Regions from separate parts of the Homo sapiens genome. Here region 2 is linked to region 1. A link is a contact called in ENCODE Hi-C or POLR2A ChIA-PET data. All regions are on one chromosome and are shown on one strand. Each heading gives the region's core, a stretch centred on a gene start or an enhancer-like site at or near the end of the contact. The rest is flanking DNA. Distances are from core to core; before and after follow the strand shown.

What was found. Hi-C counts contacts between places; a loop is a spot of excess contacts on that map. ChIA-PET counts read pairs that join two places held with the same protein, here RNA polymerase II (POLR2A). Pooled maps may share reads with other maps.
Region 2: a map of PC-9 shows a loop between it and region 1 (4-fold over the local background). The contact joins the enhancer-like site here to the promoter of LINC02940 in region 1. A Hi-C loop is called at or near these places in 8 of 168 maps with a recorded cell type or tissue (HepG2, MCF 10A, PC-3 and 5 more), 1 of 37 single-sample maps with no recorded cell type and 8 of 50 pooled maps. POLR2A ChIA-PET finds 5 or more read pairs at or near these places in 2 of 52 experiments (AG04450 and PC-9).

Annotation. Positions count from the first base shown.
Region 1 is chr21:39,017,609-39,021,647 of GRCh38, reverse strand. LINC02940 (long intergenic non-protein coding RNA 2940) reads left to right here and starts at 2,392. Exons shown (of 7, transcript XR_007067867.1): 1 at 2,392-2,650; 2 at 3,867-4,039.
Region 2 is chr21:39,124,056-39,128,094 of GRCh38, reverse strand. It overlaps the pseudogene RPL23AP12. Among named protein-coding and RNA genes, the nearest start is that of LINC02943, 42 kb to the right of the region's middle. RefSeq lists a silencer at 2,013-2,072. Within about 2 kb of position 2,079, at least 6 of the 41 ENCODE cell types and tissues checked have a DNase peak (open chromatin) inside an H3K27ac peak, as active enhancers do.

The DNA.
Region 1 (4,039 bases), core at 1,143-3,642:
GGCTCCCTCCCAGAGCGCCTCACCCTCTCTCCCCCTTTGCGCCCAGGCCCAGCTCCAACAGGCTTCTCTCCCGGAGAGGTCTGTCAACGGGGTGGCCCACCACCTTGCTCCCCATGTCCACCAGCCCTGCCCACCCACCCAGCCTTCCTCAGTCCCAATCTGCCTGGATTTCCCTGCAGAGCCAAAAGCCAGAACAAGTCGAGGCCGCTGCTGTTGCCCGACACACACCGTTGTCCCCAGCTCCACCCCAGAACAGCCCAAATTCCCCAGATTGCTGTGAAGAGAGTCAGCCTGTGCTCAGAGGCATTGAGCAACTCGGAGCCTCCCAGGGTCCCTGACCCTGCACCCGGGAACAGCCAAGCGGCCTGAGCATCCAGGGTCAGATCGGAAGGCGTTTAAGGGAGGATGGCTTCTTCCTTTTGGGGTGTAGTGGGAAAATGTTGTTGGTGGGCAAAGGTCTCTCCACATTGCCCATCCTTGGGGTGGGGGGTGGGTTTCAGTTTGGGCTCATGATGTCTGGTTGCTGTTTTGTTTAGGGTGTGGGAGTCAAATGCTGGAGGGTGGCGTTTGCAGATGGTGCGAACCTTTCACCTCTGAGTTGAAGGGAAGAGGGAAGCAGCTGCCCTGGCAGCAGGAAACAGAGTCCGGCCTCGAGCTGACACCTCCAGCTGGCCGGGGAGGAAGTCACCAGGCAGTTGCTATGTCTTTGATGTTGGGGCTGCCTTTTCTCCTCTCGCTGACCACCAGACAGCTGGGTGGGCTGAGAAGGAGGTGCCCGGCACACACGTCTGTTTCCTGGAAAGCTGTGGCCACAAAGGTCACTCCATGGACTCTGAGCAGGGGCCACAGGGGCTTCTGGATGGAGACCTGGGATTTGGCCACACATTGCATCCCCAGACTTTGCTGGATATTCCCAACCGCTCTGAGTGAATTCCAGGGAGGCATCCCCTGAAGCAGGAGTCCCACCCCGCTGACATGCTTGACAATTCACCACAAACCCAAGTACAGGTGACCCAGGAGAAGAAGGCTGCCGAGCGAATGTCCTGCATGCATTTAAAGAGTTAATAAGGGAGGGCCAAGGAGCCTGATTTAAAACAGAATAGGAAAGTCTTTTAAAATATCTTTTTTTAAAAAAAGTAAAATACCTTTAAAAATCTTTAAAACATGTATCTTTTTCTTATTATAAAAGATTAAATGTTTGTTGTAGAAAATCTGGAAATGACAAAAAAGTATAGAAAACATGAAAATTCATCTTGAATCACCCAAGAAACTGCGAACCCGTGTTAACATTATGATCTACTCTTGATACACACAAACACACACCAGCACGGGTATTTTCACACTCGACCAAGACCGTCCTACAAATACAACACTTATCTTTCTTAATTTCTCTTAAAATTCCATAACAAGCATTTTCCCATGTCTTCAAAACATGAATTTTTACAACTACCTATCATTCTTTGCAACGGCTAAGCAATTTATTTAACAACCTCCTTATAGGTTATGTATAGCACTTAATTTAAACCAATTAAAATGTACAAGTGTGCCTTATGGAATAGAATAAGAAACCTGCCACCCTGAGCCTCCATTTTCCCCATCTCGAAAGTGGGAGAACTCTGCCTCAGCTCAGGTGGCTGGTGTGCTCTTTAATTAAGATTTAGGAAAGGCCTTGCCATTTGTGGGTGAAGGATTGCTACCTCAGTCAAAGGTTTGGCGTAGTCATCCTTAATTATTATGATGTGCTCATTATGGGCAATTAGCACATTGCAGGACAACAGAGAGGAATTTATTTGGGAGTTGATCTGTGTTGTTGTCCTGGGTGAGCCAGGGTGCTGGAGGTTCAGGAGGCCTGTGGTTGGCTCCTGACTGCAGAGACAAAAATCAGCCAGCAGCATCCAGGCCTCAGTGGGCTGAGATAATCGCTGATGCCAGGCTGATCCTGAGGGTGGGAAGGAGAAATGCCACCTGGTAGGGCAGGGAAAGTGGGTCTTTCATGGGTGCCAAGTGCCAGCTCTCCATTTTCCTTTGCCTTCCTGATTTTAATCTTCTGGAATACATATACAATTCACCAGGATTTCTGTCTTCATATTGGTTCATTGAGTGTTTGTACAGATTGTCTTAATGGCCCATGAGCTATGGTGTTTGTCTTTGGACTCTCCAGAAGTTTTCACATGTGACTTTTTTTTTTTCCTTTGAGACGGGATTTCACTGTATGACCCAGGCTAGAGTGCAGTGGTGTGATCACAGCTCACTGCAGCCTCGACCTCCTGTGCTCAAGCAATCCTCCTGTCTCAGCCTCCTGAGTAGCTGGAACCACAGGAGCACACCACCATGCTTGGCTAATTTTTGTATTTTTTTGTAGAGATGGGGCCTTGCCGTGTTGCCCAAGCTGGTCTCAAACTCCTAAACTCAAGCGATCCACCCCCGCCTGGGCCTCCCAAAGTGCTGGGATTACAGGTGTGAGTTGCCCCACCCAGCCGTGATTAATTTGGGCTTTCAACACCCTAAAATGGGAGAAGGTGGTAGCATAGAGTGTGTATGACTGATTGTATTTACATTTGTTGCAATTTGAAGAAATGTAGTTAGAAGTCCATCTGCAGAGAGATTATGACCATCGCTTCTGTCTGACCAAGGTCTGTTTTCCTGATCGGTGAGTACAGTTATGTAAAAGGTAAAGGGGTAGACTGTTTGCAGCAGGCACTGTCCTGGAACGTGCAGGCCACGTGGTCACCTTGCATGTGAGAGCAAGGTCTGCAGCTACAGTCCCTGAGGGAATTCTCAATGCTCTAGCACACTTTCTGGAATGTTCAGTGTCTTGCAAATAGCCTAACAGCAATTTCAGAAGCACCCAGAGATGCTTAGGAGCAGTAATGATGATTTGACAGGCTTTATTCCTAACACTCTTTTTTATTTTCATTTTATTTCTTCATTTATTTGAGATGGAATCTCGCTCTGTTGCCTCAGTTGGAGTGCAGTGGTGCGATCTCCGCTCACTGCAGCCTCCACCTCCCAGATTCAAGTGATTCTCCTGCCTCAACCTCCTGAGTAGCTGGGATTACAGGCACCCACCACCACGCCTAGCTAATTTTTTTGTATTTTTAGTAGAGACAGGGTTTCGCCATATTGTCCAGACTGATCTCGAACTCCTGGGCTCAAGCGAGCCACCTGTCTCCGTCTCCCAAAGTGCTGGGGTTACAGGCATGAGCCACCCTGCCTGGCCCCTAACACTTTTGATTGTGGAGGTACAGGGTAGTGGGGGAAGAATTGTTTAGTGCATTCTTGAGTAACCCCTAGTTCTCAGCTAGTCTGGGGAAAGATTCACATCCAGAAAGCTGAGGGTTCAGATTATTGACTGGTCCAGATGTAGGCTGCAGAAGATAGCTGGGGAGGCATCCCCCATAGACAATTTCCATGGCATCCAGGAATGGCTCGTTCCAAGGCTGGGATGACCCACTGAGTTATTGTCAGACTTTGGAAAAAAATGAATTGGGATGGCTTCAAACCCTCCAGGAAAAAAGGGAGGGGAAGATGCAGGGCATCCCACATCATCCCACATCCTCCTTCTTGATCGAGATAAAATATTTGAACGCTTGACCGCATTGCACAGTTTTAACTGGTCTAAGTGCTTCTGCAGATTTTGAGCTGAATGATACAAGCACAGCGCTACTCAGATTTGAAATACTGAGATCTTTTCTATTTCTCACCTCTAGGCTTTGTGAATACATGCGAGCATGCCTTCATTTTACTAAAACATCTCAGATTGAGATGTTGAATGCACCATAGTTATTATTATTTATTTAATCTCTGGAGATGGTGGGCTAACAGAACACTCAAATCTTACAGGAGTTTCTCATCTCATTTTCTAGGTTGGATGCCTCAGCGTGCATTCCCAGGACTTTATGAGATGATCCACTGAAGGATTTCAGCAAGAACATTCTGGAGTGTCAACTGATACGTTTTTCAGTCTCAGCTTGCTCACTGTTTGAGTAGTGTCACATGTACATGCGTGTTATTAGAGGCGAATGCACGTTTTTGTTAC
Region 2 (4,039 bases), core at 830-3,329, 110 kb before region 1:
TTTTTTATGGTGAAAAGGTATACATATATTTAGAATTAGCCAGCTGGACTCAGTTTAGATGATCCCAATTTTGTTGGCAACATCCAAAGCATCGTAATCAGGAGCCAGTGGAACATATGCCTTCTTCTCTCCATCAGGCCAAATCAGGGTGTTGACCTTGATCATGTCAATATCATAGAGCCTCTTCACAGCCTGTTTGATCTGGTGCTTGTTGGCTTTAACATCCACCATGAACACACGTGTGTTATTGTCTCCTGTCTTCTTCATGGCCGACTCAGTGGTCAGCGGAAACTTGATGATAGCATAGTGGTCAAGCTTGTTTCTCCTGGGGGTGCTCTTCCAAGGATATTTGGGCTGCCTCCGGAGTTGCAGTGTCTTGGGCCGCCGGAAGGTGGGGGACGTGTGGATCTTCTTTTTTTTGTGGTTGTGAACACCTTTCAACACTGCCTTCTTGGCCTTTAAAGCCTTTGCTTTGGCTTTGGCTTTAGGAGGGGCAGGAACTTCTTTCTTCGCTTTCAGCACTGTCTTGTGAAAAGGGTCAGCATTTCTTAAACAACAAATAGGGCAACAATCTAGAAAGCATTTGGCAAAAAAAACAAAACAAAACAAAAAAAAAACAATGAATATATATAATCACTAATTTGTAGGGAATGTGCTTCTGTGATGTCTAGTAGAATCCAGGCACTATGAAGGAAATGTGAATACATCTGTGCTGGGTAGCGAGTAGTTCCATAAACAATTTTCACAGCTAATGTTGATTATTGTAGATCATCTGGCTAGTTCATTTTGATTAAATTATCTATTTAGAGACAAGGAAGGATAAACAAGACATTGCCTTTAGGGAAGAAAAGAATGAGTAGAAATGTATTTTTATCCCTTTGAGTGATCCAGCATAAGAACTTTGGATTTCAGTGCACTCACAGGTCCATGGGGGAACAGTCATTAGGTAGTAAGTGGTGTTCGCTGGAGAATGGAACAGCTTCCCAGGCTGGGAAAAAGATGCATCTAAAGCCCAGGAAGTGCATGGTCTCACTCTGCCGTTTTCATTAGGCAGCTTTGTTCTTTTAAAATGCAAGATAAATGCATCTGCCTTAGAACTGAATTCTCCTGTAATAGAATTTTTTAATTCTAAATCTTTAGCTGAAATGCCCAATTATTTAAAATAAGTAATAATTTACACCCACTCTTCCGCCATTGAGAACTTAAGGCACAATATCTTGGCTTCATTGCTATTGCCGTTTGGAGCCGGATGCTCCTTCACGTGGGGCTGCCCAATGCACCGTAGGATGCTGCACAGAACCCCTGGCCTCTACCCACCAGCTGCCAGTACATCCTCTTCCCCGGGTATGCCAAGCAAAAATGTCTCCAGATATTGCCAAATGTCCCCAGGGGACAAAATCATCCCTGGCTAAGAACCGCTGCTTCAGAGGGTGGGGACCGAGAGGGGGCAGGATGGAGGGAGCCATCCACACTTGCGATGCTGCTGGGCCTGGGAGCAACATGAGCTCCCAGCTTCCTCCAGCCCTTTCCCTGCAAGGGGGAATGGCCCAGCTGAGGGGCTGGGATTTTCAGGGGCCTTATTTCAGTGAGCTGGGGTGGGCAGGAGTTTTATATGCACATATATGTTGGGTATAGATCAGGAGTGTGACTGCTGTGCCGAGGGGCTGCACATGCTCAACTCAAATAGATATTGCCAGATAGTTTCCAGAAGTGATTGACCAGTTTGCACTCTGAGTAGAGTGGCAAAATTGCGAGGGGATACTGAGCACTTCCAGGTCTTGGGGACCTGGCCAGCAGCTCGGACAGGCAGCCCCAATCTCTCAAGTCCTCATAAGAAATATGAGTGCCTTCTTTGGACATTACAGGCTCATGGGACCACCTCCTGTTTCATGAGGCCAGTGGCTGGGCCTGTCTTTTCACTCAGAATTGAGAAATCATGCAACAGAGGAGCCTCTAGGTGGCACTGAATTCTGAGGCTTAGAGGACTTGGGCCTTTCCTATCCATGCTGCGAGTTCATTGTGACCTGATGCTGGCCTGGTTGGCCAGCTGAGCCCTGCCCTGCACCTGGGCTCAGAAATGCTGCGGGAGGGGTCTCAGCGGGTGGTGAAAGGCTCTTTCCTGACAAATGCATGTGTGTGTGTGTGTGTGTGTGTCAGTGTGGTGTGTGTGTCTGGTGTGTATGGCCTATGTGTGTTCATACATTTGTGCTGTGTGGGTGTGTGGCATGCATGTGTGTGAGTACATGTGTGCTGTGTGGGTGTGTGGCATACATGTGTGAATACATGTGTGCTGTGTGGGTGTATGGCATGCATGTGTGTGAGTACATGTGTGTTGCGTGGGTGTGTGTGTGACATGCATGTGTGTGAGTACATGTGTGTTGTGTGGGTGTGTGACATGCATGTGTGTGAGTACATGTGTGTTGGGGATGGGTGGGGAGGGGAGGGCTTGCTGAGCTCCTGAAAAAGTTTTGGTCCCTGCTGGAGATTAGGAAGTCAAGCAGAAATTTTTTAGAAGACAACAGTTTACCTGCAGGACACACACACACAAATTAATTTTTTCAAGTACAAAATTCAAAGCCACAAAAAGTTACACAGTGTAAAAGCAAGTGACCCTTCCGTCCTGCCGCAGCCTCTATTTGTCCCTTTTCTACAGTGAAAATAGTGTAAGCACAGTGAAACAGAATATATATAACATATCATCTATCTCTATAATCACTATATAAAATTAATGTATACATATCAAATACAAATTTGTATATATTTGAATATATTATGTATATTATATATATATCATTTTCTTTGGTATGTGGTGAGTGACAGCGTCTTATCTGGGCCCTCAGGAGTGATATTTGCTGCCTGGGCTCCTGTTGGTCTGCAGGCCCTTATGCTACAGAGTAGGCAGTAGCAGTGGCAGGACAAGTGGGAGGAGGGAGGTTCTGGAAGGAGAAGGTCCCTCACCCCCATACACACTTAGATGCACTGATGTGCATGCGTGCACACGTGCAAACACACACACACACACACACACTTGATCCTTTGGTGTTTATTCTACGATTGGTTATTAACAGATTTGGGTGGATTCCTTAAAAGGAATTCCTTTATAGAGTTAGGAGTCTCTATTTAGAGCTCTGTGTACATGCAGGATGTGAGTTGAACAAGCTCTCCCAGGAGCACAGATCTGGAGTGTGTGTGTTTTAAAAGCTCGGCTGCTATTTTTGGGAACGATGCTGGGGAAAGCGATCTTCGCAGGGAAGGGCAAGAGAGAAACTCCTCCTCTACTCCACTTCTTTGTTGACCACAACACTGAAGTGTTGCTAGCAGCATCCCTTGTGCAGTTCTTGGAGGTATATCACATCTTTTTGGCTGTAACTTTAGAGGAGTCTTAGGTTTCTCCAGCATCTTCAGTTTTGACAGATGGGCTGACTGGAGTTCATTAAAAAATGTCCATGTGTGTTCAATTTGCTGGAAACACGTTGGTTCTATTTTCTTAAAATGGGACACGTAAGAGTATTTGAAGATGGTTCAGGTCTCTTCCCATCCACGGTGAGACCTCCTGCTGGGGGGCTGCACTCCCAGCCTTTCTCCAGCTTCTGTCACTGTCTCCAATGAGACTGATACCCCTAAGGACCTCTCAGATGTGTGACTTTCAGATGTAGTGTTGCTTGAAGAGATGTCTGGGGGTCTCAGGAGCCCCTCAAACTCAGTGGTACATCAAAGCCAAGGGGGACCTGTTTCTGGTGGGATGGTGGTTGTATTTGAGGCCTGCAGAGCTGGGAGAGGGGCTTGACTCTGAGCTCCTCCACTTAAAAGCTTGAAGCTCTGGGAAACTCACTGACCCACCTTAAGCCACTCAGTCCTATCCCTGACTATCATTTTATTAAAGTCTATCTCTCCCTTTAGATCTAATAATATTTGCCTTATATATCTGGTGGTCCAGTGTTGGATGCATATATGTTTAGAATTGTTATATCTTCTTGCTGAATTGATCCCTTTATCATTATATAATGACCTTCTTTGTCTCTTTTTACTGTTTATGACT